Regions from separate parts of the Homo sapiens genome. Here region 1 is linked to region 2. A link is an interaction called in ENCODE POLR2A ChIA-PET data of the cell type or tissue named here. Cell type or tissue: IMR-90. All regions are shown on one strand.

What was found. ChIA-PET counts read pairs that join two places held together with the same protein. Peaks named below come from ENCODE experiments on the same cell type or tissue, not always from the same donor. Only the 100,000 strongest peaks of a DNase experiment are listed, where the experiment ranks them.
Region 1: POLR2A ChIA-PET joins it to region 2 with 17 read pairs; 1 of 35 experiments calls an interaction of 5 or more read pairs at or near these places.

The regions. Positions count from the first base shown.
Region 1 is chr9:116,374,836-116,379,835 of GRCh38, reverse strand. PAPPA (pappalysin 1) reads right to left here. Exons shown (of 22, transcript NM_002581.5): 20 at 2,189-2,260. Among named protein-coding and RNA genes, the nearest start is that of PAPPA-AS2, 14 kb to the right of the region's middle. In IMR-90, no CTCF peak of the experiment used is centred here; a DNase peak (open chromatin) is centred at 2,215; H3K27ac peaks cover 360 bases.
Region 2 is chr9:115,753,382-115,758,381 of GRCh38, reverse strand. The region is part of intron 2 of LOC105376234 (a long non-coding RNA gene); the gene reads right to left. Among named protein-coding and RNA genes, the nearest start is that of LINC00474, 170 kb to the left of the region's middle. In IMR-90, a CTCF peak has its summit at 373 (motif pointing left); a DNase peak (open chromatin) is centred at 2,861.

The DNA of each region.
Region 1 (5,000 bases), 620 kb before region 2:
AGATCTAGCTCAAATGTTACCTCTCCAAAATGCCACCCCTAATAGCCTCAGGATGCTGTCTGCTGCCATAGCCTCTTGTATTTGATTTTGTGATAGCTCTTCAGGATTTTAAAATTCTCTCTTTAATTGTCTATCTCCTTCACTATACTGTGCGCATCATCCATTTCTGTATCCTAGATTGCTAGCAAAATGTCTCGTATTTGTGCAAAACTTTATCAAATATAGATTCCATAAATGTTTATTTAGTAAAACGATGGATGGATGGATGGATGGATGGATGGATGGATGGATGGATGACAGGCAAGAAGATATCATAGATGACTCAAGGAGAGCATAGTTACTATTTTCACTGGACTAACACCAATGTATTCCCAGAACTGGAACAGTATCTGGCATATAAGAGGTTCTCAGTGAAGCTTTGGTGAACAAGTGAGTGAATGATCACTTTGGACCCAGCATGGTGCAGAAAACAGGGGCTCAGGGGTCCCCAAACCCTTTCTTTATCTTGGATACCTCTGGATATTCAAGGTTGATAGTCCCAGAGTTTGTATGTCTTCTAAGCATAATTTTCAGCTCCAGACAAGGCACTATTAGAACAAAGCTAAAGAGGACAGGAGATGAGGGGCACCTGCAAGGGCAAAGGTGATAAACATCACTGGCAGGGCTCAGAGTCTGACAGGTGAGGGTCTCTTGGGTCTCACTGCTGAGTCCAAGGAGGGATTGAATTCCGCTGTCACACTGGTTGCCCAGACCGCCAACTCAGCAGAATGAGTGCCCAGGTAACTCAAGCTTTCTTTTCCCAAAATGCTGGATTGATCCAAAAAGACAGAAGTAAGCAACAGCCACAGGGCCTTGGCTTTGATTTTGCCATTCCTAATTGAAGCCTGAGAGAATGGGGTTCCTAAAGTCAAGTACAATGTCAAGTGCCCTCAGGAAATCCCTCAACAATGCAGAGAAAAAAATGTGTAACCTAGGGATTGTCTTGTGACACAGATCAGGGAATGGATCATAGGCAGGCAGCAGGAGAAAAGCACCAGCCTGGACGTTAGAAGAGCTGGGCTTACGTTTTGTCTTTGTGGTTATCATGCTGTGCAAACTTGGACATTCCATCCCCTCTCTGGCCCTCGTTTTCTACTCTATACACCAAGAAAATAGAGCTAGATCAAATTAAGAGCCTTCCCAGTTTTGGCATTCCATCAAATTTTAGATCCAGCCACTGCCTGGGTCTCTGTTTACCCATTTTAAAAATAAAAGATTAGTTGAGATTAGGTAAAAGAGTCTTTCTGGTTCTGGCATTCTAAGAGTTTCATCAGATACGACTTTTTCTAGGGCATGGTCTGATCCTTTTCACCTGCGTTTGCCTCAGTGGGCTCTGGATGAACCACAGAGATTTGGCCATCCACCTGGAAGGGATTTGGGGCCGCTTTTTCACTGCCAGCTGGGAAGAGCCACAAGGGGCAGAGTGATGTGCAGAAATGTCTTTGAGTTCCGTGGACAGCCCTCCCTTCAGGACACAGCTGATCTCCCAAGAACCATGCTCCTTGAGTCCTCCCAAGCTTGTCACTGACACACAGAGACAGATCTCTATAATTCCAAGCTGTAAGGAATGGCTCAACTGTGAAGTCATAGAATTTAAGGGTTATAAAGGCTCTTTCACTTCAGCTCAATGGTTAGGTCTAAGGCATTCATATTCCTTCTGGGATTGAGGCATGAGTAAATGACTAAGATGTGGGGCAGAAGGAATAGGTCTGCAAGTAAAGGTCATCAGTAAAATGGAAATTAAAAATAAAACCACCTCACCTGACTCTGTAAAGGTTAAATGTAACAATGTTGGTAAATTTCCAACATTAGCATATTCTAGATGGTAAATCATTATAGCCCCCTGCCCTTCCTTTCTTACAGATCCCATATTTTGTAGACCACAGGCTCTGGAGCCACAAAAGCCTGGCTTGGAACCCAACTCTGTTACCCATTCCCTATGCTTTTTAGTATGTTTCTTTATATCTCTGTGCCTCAATTCCATCATCTGTAAAATAAGGCTGCTAATCCCTGTCCAAGAAGTCTGCTAAATGGATATTTTCAACACTCAGTAGGTATGGCAAAGGATAGCCAACATTAATATAACAATAACAATAACAACAGCAGGATTATTTCCAGGGAACTGAGGAGTGCCTTCCTTGTGACTCACCTCACAGCCTTTGACACAGTGAATCAGAGCAGGGTGAGGATACCACTTGAGACCAGCAGTGCAGACAACTCTCTGTGGGAAGAGGGAGAGAAAGGTCAGATGGGCTTGGGATTGGGAGGGACCCACCTCCGTGTTGGCATTACATTTAACCACCTCACCTCTTCTGGGACCTTCCAATTCCTGACCTCACCCTGGCTTTTACATGGAGAACTTGCCCGGGTACTTGCAATAACAGGAGCCACAAGATTAAAATAATATTTGTGTTCACCGCATGTGTCATGGTTCTGTATTTCCCTGGCAGGAACAAGGGTTGAGGAGAAGCAGAACTGGAGGGTAGAGACACGATCAGAAAGGCCTTTCAGAAAATTCTCGACTAATATTCGACCCATTCGTGGAGTTGGGATAAGGTGGGGGGAGGAGGGGTGTGTGTGTGTGTGCGCATGTGTGTGTTTGCATGTGTGTGTGTGTATGTGTGCATACATGTGTGTGACTGCAGCAGGCGGATGGGAGAAAACTGTGGAGCAGCATTTCTCAAAGCATGAGCTGAAGACCACTTTCATCAGCATTGCCGTGGGAGTGTGTTTAATTAACGGCAGATTCCTCAGACCTGCTTTGGATTTAATGAATTGGACTCTCTGAGACCAGGCCCTGAGACTCTGCATTTTAGCAAGCCTTGCAGATGATTCCAATGCACACTACAGTCTGAGAGCACATGGGCTATTATGAACCAACCTATGGTTCAAATCCCTGGAAAGGCAGAGAACCCCTCTGCTGTCACCTGCTGCCGTGTCATACTGGTCTGCCCACAGTTCTCTGAGGTTGCCCACAGTGAATTCGTTCTTGCTCTTCCCCTTCCCTGAATGCCCTTCCCCATTTTGTCACTTTGAGAATCTTTTAAATGTCTGCTCAAAATTTATGTCTTCTTTGGCACTTTTCCTAGCCCCGTTAGGCAGAGCTTATAGGCACTTATTTATAGCCTCCTCTTTAAAAATAATAATTATGATGAAGATAATGACAACTAAAATATATTGAGTATATTCATTGTGCTAATTACTGTATGCATTATCTTATTTATTTCTTGCCATGATGATGTGAGGTGGGCATTAATCTTGTGTCATAAGAGAGTAAATTCCCCATGCTCCATAGCTGTTTGGTGGAGAAACCAGGATTTGAAAATAACCAGTTGTTTCAGAAATGATTTAATAAAGCTCATAACATAAAATCCAACATGATGATATTTTAAAAAGTGGGTGAAATAAGAAAGCTAAATAAGACTAGAAAGATAACATAGTATTAGGAATACAGTTACCATAAAAATTCTAGAAGCTTGGCCAGGCGTGGTGGCTCACGCCTGTAATCTCAGCACTTTGGGAGGCCGAGGCAGGTGGATCATGAGGTCAAAAGATCGAGACTATCCTGGCCAACATGGTGAAACCCCGTCTCTACTAAAAATACAAAAATTAGCTGGGTGTGGTGGCATATGCCTGTAGTCCCAGCTACTTGGGAGGCTGAGGGAGGAGAATCGCTTGAACCCGGGAGGCAGATGTTGCAGTGAGCTGACATCATACCACTGCACTCTAGCCTGGCGACAGAGCGAGACTCCGTCTCAAAAAAAAAAAAAAAAAATCCTGGAAGTTCCCTTTTCTATTCTCCATGGATGCCCCAGTTTTCATGCCAGATTACAATTATTTCTTTAAAGAATAAAATGAAATAAAATAAAATGGTACATGCTTAGATGTGTAGTGACAGGTAACTGTGAACAACCAACTATGGAAGTCCACATGATCAGAGGTTGTTCAACTGACTGAGAGGCCAGTTGATTAATTTTAATTAAAAAATGAAGAGTCACCTGGGCCAAAATGTGGAAAATCCATGTAAACAGCCTATTCTCTCCCTGAGGGCAGACCTATATGGTAGCCAAATTGTAATTAGGCCTCTTGGTGAGGCTGTGACAGAGGGAATCAGGTGACCCCAAGACTGGATTGGGTGCCTTTCTTCTCTGCTCCATAAAATCTCAGGTTCACATTAGATATGCCATGCCTTCAGGAATGCCTGACAGAGGGGATGCTAAATAAATATTTATTTTATAAAGGAACAGATTCTTCTCAAAATAGAGATGATTTTACCAGTGGACAATAATTTCTTTACTTGTCTTCCTGTCTTCTAGAGCATCAGAAGATCATCTAAGGTCAAGCACTAGACTTGTCCTCTAAACAAGTCTAGTTTAGAGGATCAGTTTAGTATAGGCTGAATGTAGCCACTATCAACCTTCAAGTAAATCAAAGACCTTGGAGAAAGAGCTTAACTTGATGATCTTCCAATCAGTCTTGCAATGTGAAATCTACTGTCTTGCATCTTACTGCTTCTATTGAAATTGTCTACCCATCCCCAGTACACGCATAAAGTGGTATATGGGAAAAGTCATGGGATATGATATGGGACAGATGTGGTTGCAATTCTGATTTGGAATTGCTTTGTACATTTCCACTATGAGATTTGGTTCTCTCATCCACAAGATAGGTACTGAAAACATCATAGACTTGTTGAGATGGTGCATTCATATAAATGCTGTGAAAATGGTAAACCTAGTACCAATTTCTTAAGTTTCTTGAGGGCAGATCCTGAGTTATAGACACTTCTGTATCCTTCCAGGGTGAAGCGTGGAGCACAGTGAAGAAATACATGAAGGAATGTGATACAAATACAAATGAGGGAATTTGGGTTGTTTCAGTATTCCTTTCTTTCAATTAAGCTACGTTCTTCCCCCTCTGCCTCCCAGCCATGGGGCTGGGTGAAGAGGATCACCTGCTTT
Region 2 (5,000 bases):
TCAACTTTCTACTGACAAATCTTAAATAAAAGTTTCTAATCTCAGTCTCACCCTCTAATTGGCTCTGTTTTCCCATCAGTCTTCATCATGGGTTCCTAACGTTGCTCTGAAGTCTGGATTTGAATTGGAGCCTGAAAAATCTCAACTCATTGTCCTTGCTTCTAAACCTCAGCTCTACAATTTCCTATTTTCTCTCATCAACATTTTTTTTGTTCATGGCTTTTTATTTTTACCTGATTAAGCCCTTCCTATGAATATATAAAAACACAGAAGTGTGAAATATTTCCTAGTTTCAGTTTACATCATTGTAAAGATTGTGGATCGCACGATTTTAGAGGGTGCCATTTATACTGCAATCTTTGTGAATGGTGCCCTCTGGAGTTGTATCTAAAAATGTCTCTGACCTTTTCTTATTTTTTCCATCTTCAGTACCAAATGCAAGCCACTGTACATTGTGGACACCAAGTAGATGCTGTTGACAGACTAATTTGGCCAAAAGTCAGGACCAAAACTTGTTAGAGAATGTCAAATGCCCATCCTAAATCTTATTCACTGGTTTCTGTGAACCACTTGCCATGTTTCCCATCTCATGTAGTTTGCTCCATTCTGAAAAGAATGTGTTTATATTACGTATTGTCAATTTATCTTTTACTTCCTTGTATAATCCTCCTATCGTGGAGGCACAAAGCTCAACAAAGACATGTGAGGCTAAATAGCAGTTATTTCCTGGTGGCTCTGCCCAGAGATTGGTCATGGTGGTTACTCAATCAGAAAATTGGGACATGAATTTTCTCTGCTGAGCACTTAGATAATATATTTACAGTAGTGATTGGCAGAGGGCTCTTAATCAGAATCCCTCAATGAGGAAACTAAGAAACAATCTCCAGGTCCTTTTGCCTAGCCCAGGACTTGGCATTAGGCAAGGACACTCCAAACATATGCTGAATGAGTGAGGTTGGAATTAACCTTCAAAATAGTATAAATGTCCTTGGGTAATTATCCCAAATCTAATGTGATTCGGTTAAAAAGATCTGGCAGGAAGACTAATCAGATAAATTACAATGGATAAGTCCCAACATTTTAAAGGGTTTCCATTTATACCCACATAGATCTTACAAACTTAGATTTGTGTCTTTTCATGACTGAGATTTTATGAATCGATATATGAATCGATACCACAAACATCTCAGAGGACCTGCAATGAAAATGTCATATCTGTTTGAACACTCGCTGTAACCAATTTTTGAGATACTTTGCATATTTATAAAATGTATTCTCAATAAGTGCACATTAACACATTATTAAGATAATGAAAACAGAGAGTATTTCTTTAATTTTTATTCTTTACATCTGTTAGTGTTCTTGGCAAAGATTCTGGCATATGATGGACATTCAATAACTCCAGGAGTTATTGAATGAATCAATGTGGAAAATATGTATTTCTCATTGCCAGTTGGAGCTCTTTGAAGCATTGCTGTAGCCCTCACAGAGCCTAGAATAGCCCTTGAGCCACTGCAGCTTTTCTGGCTATATTTGCAAGAAGGGAAGATATGGATATAATGGAAACCTAATAGGTAACAGTTACTGCAATTGAGTATTACATTAAATTAAGCTCTGAGCTTCCTAGAGGTCAAATAAGAAGGAACTGCACAATGGATTAAGTGGACCTTGTCTGCTAAAAACAACATAAAAAAGTGAGTGGACAAGTTTATATGGAGAGATGAAGAAAAGAAGTTCATACTAGAAAGCCTCCAAGATCTCGTCTAACAGTAATTTTCTAGGCTATCTCACTCTATGGTTTATAGTATGTCTATATCTATAATAGGGCCAACCTGAAGCAATCTTTTGATTTAGGATATTTCCCTTTATTTTCTACCCTCAGTTTTCTTAGACAGAATAGCCCCACTTCCTTTAGAAACTTCCAGAGTTTTTCAGTGTTGGTTAATCACCTGTCTGCATTTCAGTTATGCTCCCAGACTGGCCCCTCTATCCATCTTTCTTTCCCACTCCAAGTTCCTTCCTTCTTGCTTCCCTTGTTTTTTCTCTGCCTCTCCCTTAATCTTTTTACCAACATTTTTTTTGAGAATGAAATATGTTTAATTTGACTTATGCCAATTTTTCCAAGTTTATTTGAAATGGAAATTTGGTGTGTTTTTTTCTTTTTTTCTTTTTACATAGCATCACATGGAACTAGTCATCTGTGGAAAATTCTTGGGGAGTTGCTTCCTTGGGAAGGTGATTATGGACAGACTTGAGGACAGATAGAGCAAAGCCAGCTCAAAAACATTCAAGGATCTTCACCTGACCGTTCCCAGTGCTTCACCCTTGTTAGTCTTTAAACAAATCATGTCCAGTGACATCCCAATGACCTGAGCCACAGTCCTTGTCTTCATCCTTTTGTCATTGCAACATACTCCTGAAATCGCCACCTTCTACGTAATCTCTTTGCTCTGAGCTCTACTTACCATCTCTTTTCCAGCAGTCATTACATTTAAAAATCTTGTTTCTAAGGCCTGAGTCAGGTACCTCCACTTCATGAAGAATTCCACAGTCATTTTCATTCGTCATTCCTCCCATTCCTGCCCAGTGCCCCCAAGGGGAAATAATTTCACCTTTAGCAAGTGATTCAGCAGTATTTATTTCTGTATCTATTTTATTTTTTGAGACAGGGTCTCACTCTGTTGCCCAGACTGGAGTGCAGTGGCACAATCTCAGCTCACTGCAACCTCTGCCTCCCAGGCTGAAGTGATTCTCCTGCCTCAGTCTCTGGAGTGGCTAGAATTACAGGCACACGCCACTACTGCTGAGCTAATTTTTTGTGTTTTCAGTAGAGAGGGGTTTCACCATGTTGGTCAGACTGGTCTTGAATTCCTGACCTCAAATGATCCACTCGCCTCAGCCTCCCAAAGTGCTGGGATTACAGGCGTGAGTCACCATGCCTGGCCCTGTATGTATTTTGAATATTTCAGTGATACACATCAGTCTAGCTCCTTATATATAGTTAATTGTAAGTGGAAACTTGTCCAAAAACATGAGTGTTGGGTTGAAATCAATATTTTATATGTACTAGATTGGCCAGCCTCTTTGTACCCACCACTGTTCCCTTGTGCCCACCACTCAACAATTCCCTTTTTATAATATAAGCAAAGAATAGGATATTAATGCAAACGATGACAATAAACCAGTTTGGAAACTGCCTTAAACCATTTCTCAAGTTATTTTCTGCACATATGTATTCAATTCATATATAGGTGTTATGCTTTAAAAGTTTAACATATTCTGCTCTTACAGGTTACTTTGCACGTGATAGGAACGGCATGTATCATCCATCCATTTTATTTAACACCTGTGTGCTTCCAAAATAAAAAGATAGTTTTTCTTACTGAGTCCTGAGTTTACAGCCTAAAGTTATTATCTGAATATAAATTTATAGGGAGAAGTCTTCTGTGGAGAGTATATATCTACTTTTATTTAAAAATCTTTGCAGATTGAAAATGGCTTTTGTAATTTGTAGCTTGTGTTATTTGTTTACATTTACTTATTTTTTTCTAACTTTGGGAGGGGGGGTGTTTAAAATGAAGTCCTTAAAAAAACAAGTCTACAAACTGATTCCAACAAAAGGTATTTTGGTGAAAGTCTACTATAAAATTAACTTGAAAATATCTTAGAGAGAATAAAATTATCTCCTATAAATGGCATAAATATTTCTTTGGGATGCTTAGCTTATGACCCCAGAGAGATTTTAGAACAAGAGGGCACATTTTTCCTAGTTTTAAATAATAATAATAAAATTAGTTCTACTAAGTCTTTATTTTCCATTAGCATAATACTTCAAAGTTTACAAACTGTTGTCATTTGATCTTCCCAGTTAGCCTGAGGGGTTGGCATAAGAATAAAAACAGCTACCATTTACGAGAGGCACTGTTCTTAGAGACTTACATGTGGGGTGTCATGAATGCTCAAGCAGTCCCATGACATAAGTATTAGGGTGATGCAAAAGTAATAGCAGTTTTTGCCATTACTTTAAAAATACTATTGCTGTTGTCATTTTGCAGATTGGGAGCATGAGGTACTGCTAGTTTGGGATGAAGCTGAAGTATAAACCCAGGTTGTTTGCTCCATAGTTCATGTTCTTAACCAGTGCCCTAGACTCTCCTGTGACCACAGCTTGCATGAAGAAACACTGGCTAAAAGAGATTATATGTTGACCACTAACAAAACAGAGCACCCTTTTGATGAACAAAGCTAAACACCAAAAAGACAAATGAAGAAGAATGAATCTCTAACAATTCAGGGTTTTGGGGGCCTCTTATCCTGACTAAACGGATGTTCCACTATGGACGTAGCTCATCATATTTAAGGCCTTCTCAAAAGAAGGCCTTTCTAAGTGCAGGTATCCTTAGAAAGTCTATCTGTAGACCTATAAACAGGAAAGAAAAGCCTGGAAAACTCAAAGGACATGCCTAAGACCACTATGGTGTATTCCCCACTACACCTTTTCTGTGGCATTCTTTTCCAGGTTCTGACTTTCACCTAAATCTGTGTAGTCATAAGTCCTCATTCTGCCCCTGGATAGACTTCAGCCAGCCATGAGCCTGGTCCAACTCCAAATTTTCTCATCAGAAAAACAAGGAAAGCCAAACCCAGTAGGTTTTTAAGAATTAATAACATAAAAAATTGTAAGATATTGCTGTAAAAACATACACAGAGTAGCACTTTAAATTTTTCCAGAATCATGGTGGTATGCTATGTTCCATAGAAGATTTTCTATCTCAATAAACTATGTATCACATATCTCTATCTCTCTCTCTCTATTGCAACATTTCCTCTTAAACCTTTCACTTACAATCTTTCAGAATTGTACCTCTGCATTTCTAAGCAGAACAGACACTAAAATACAAATTCCCTCCCTATTTTCGAGATGTTTTCAGTCAAGGAATAGAGAAAGCTGCCTGCAAAAGACACTGGAGGCAGGTTACTAAGAGAATAACTGGAAAAAA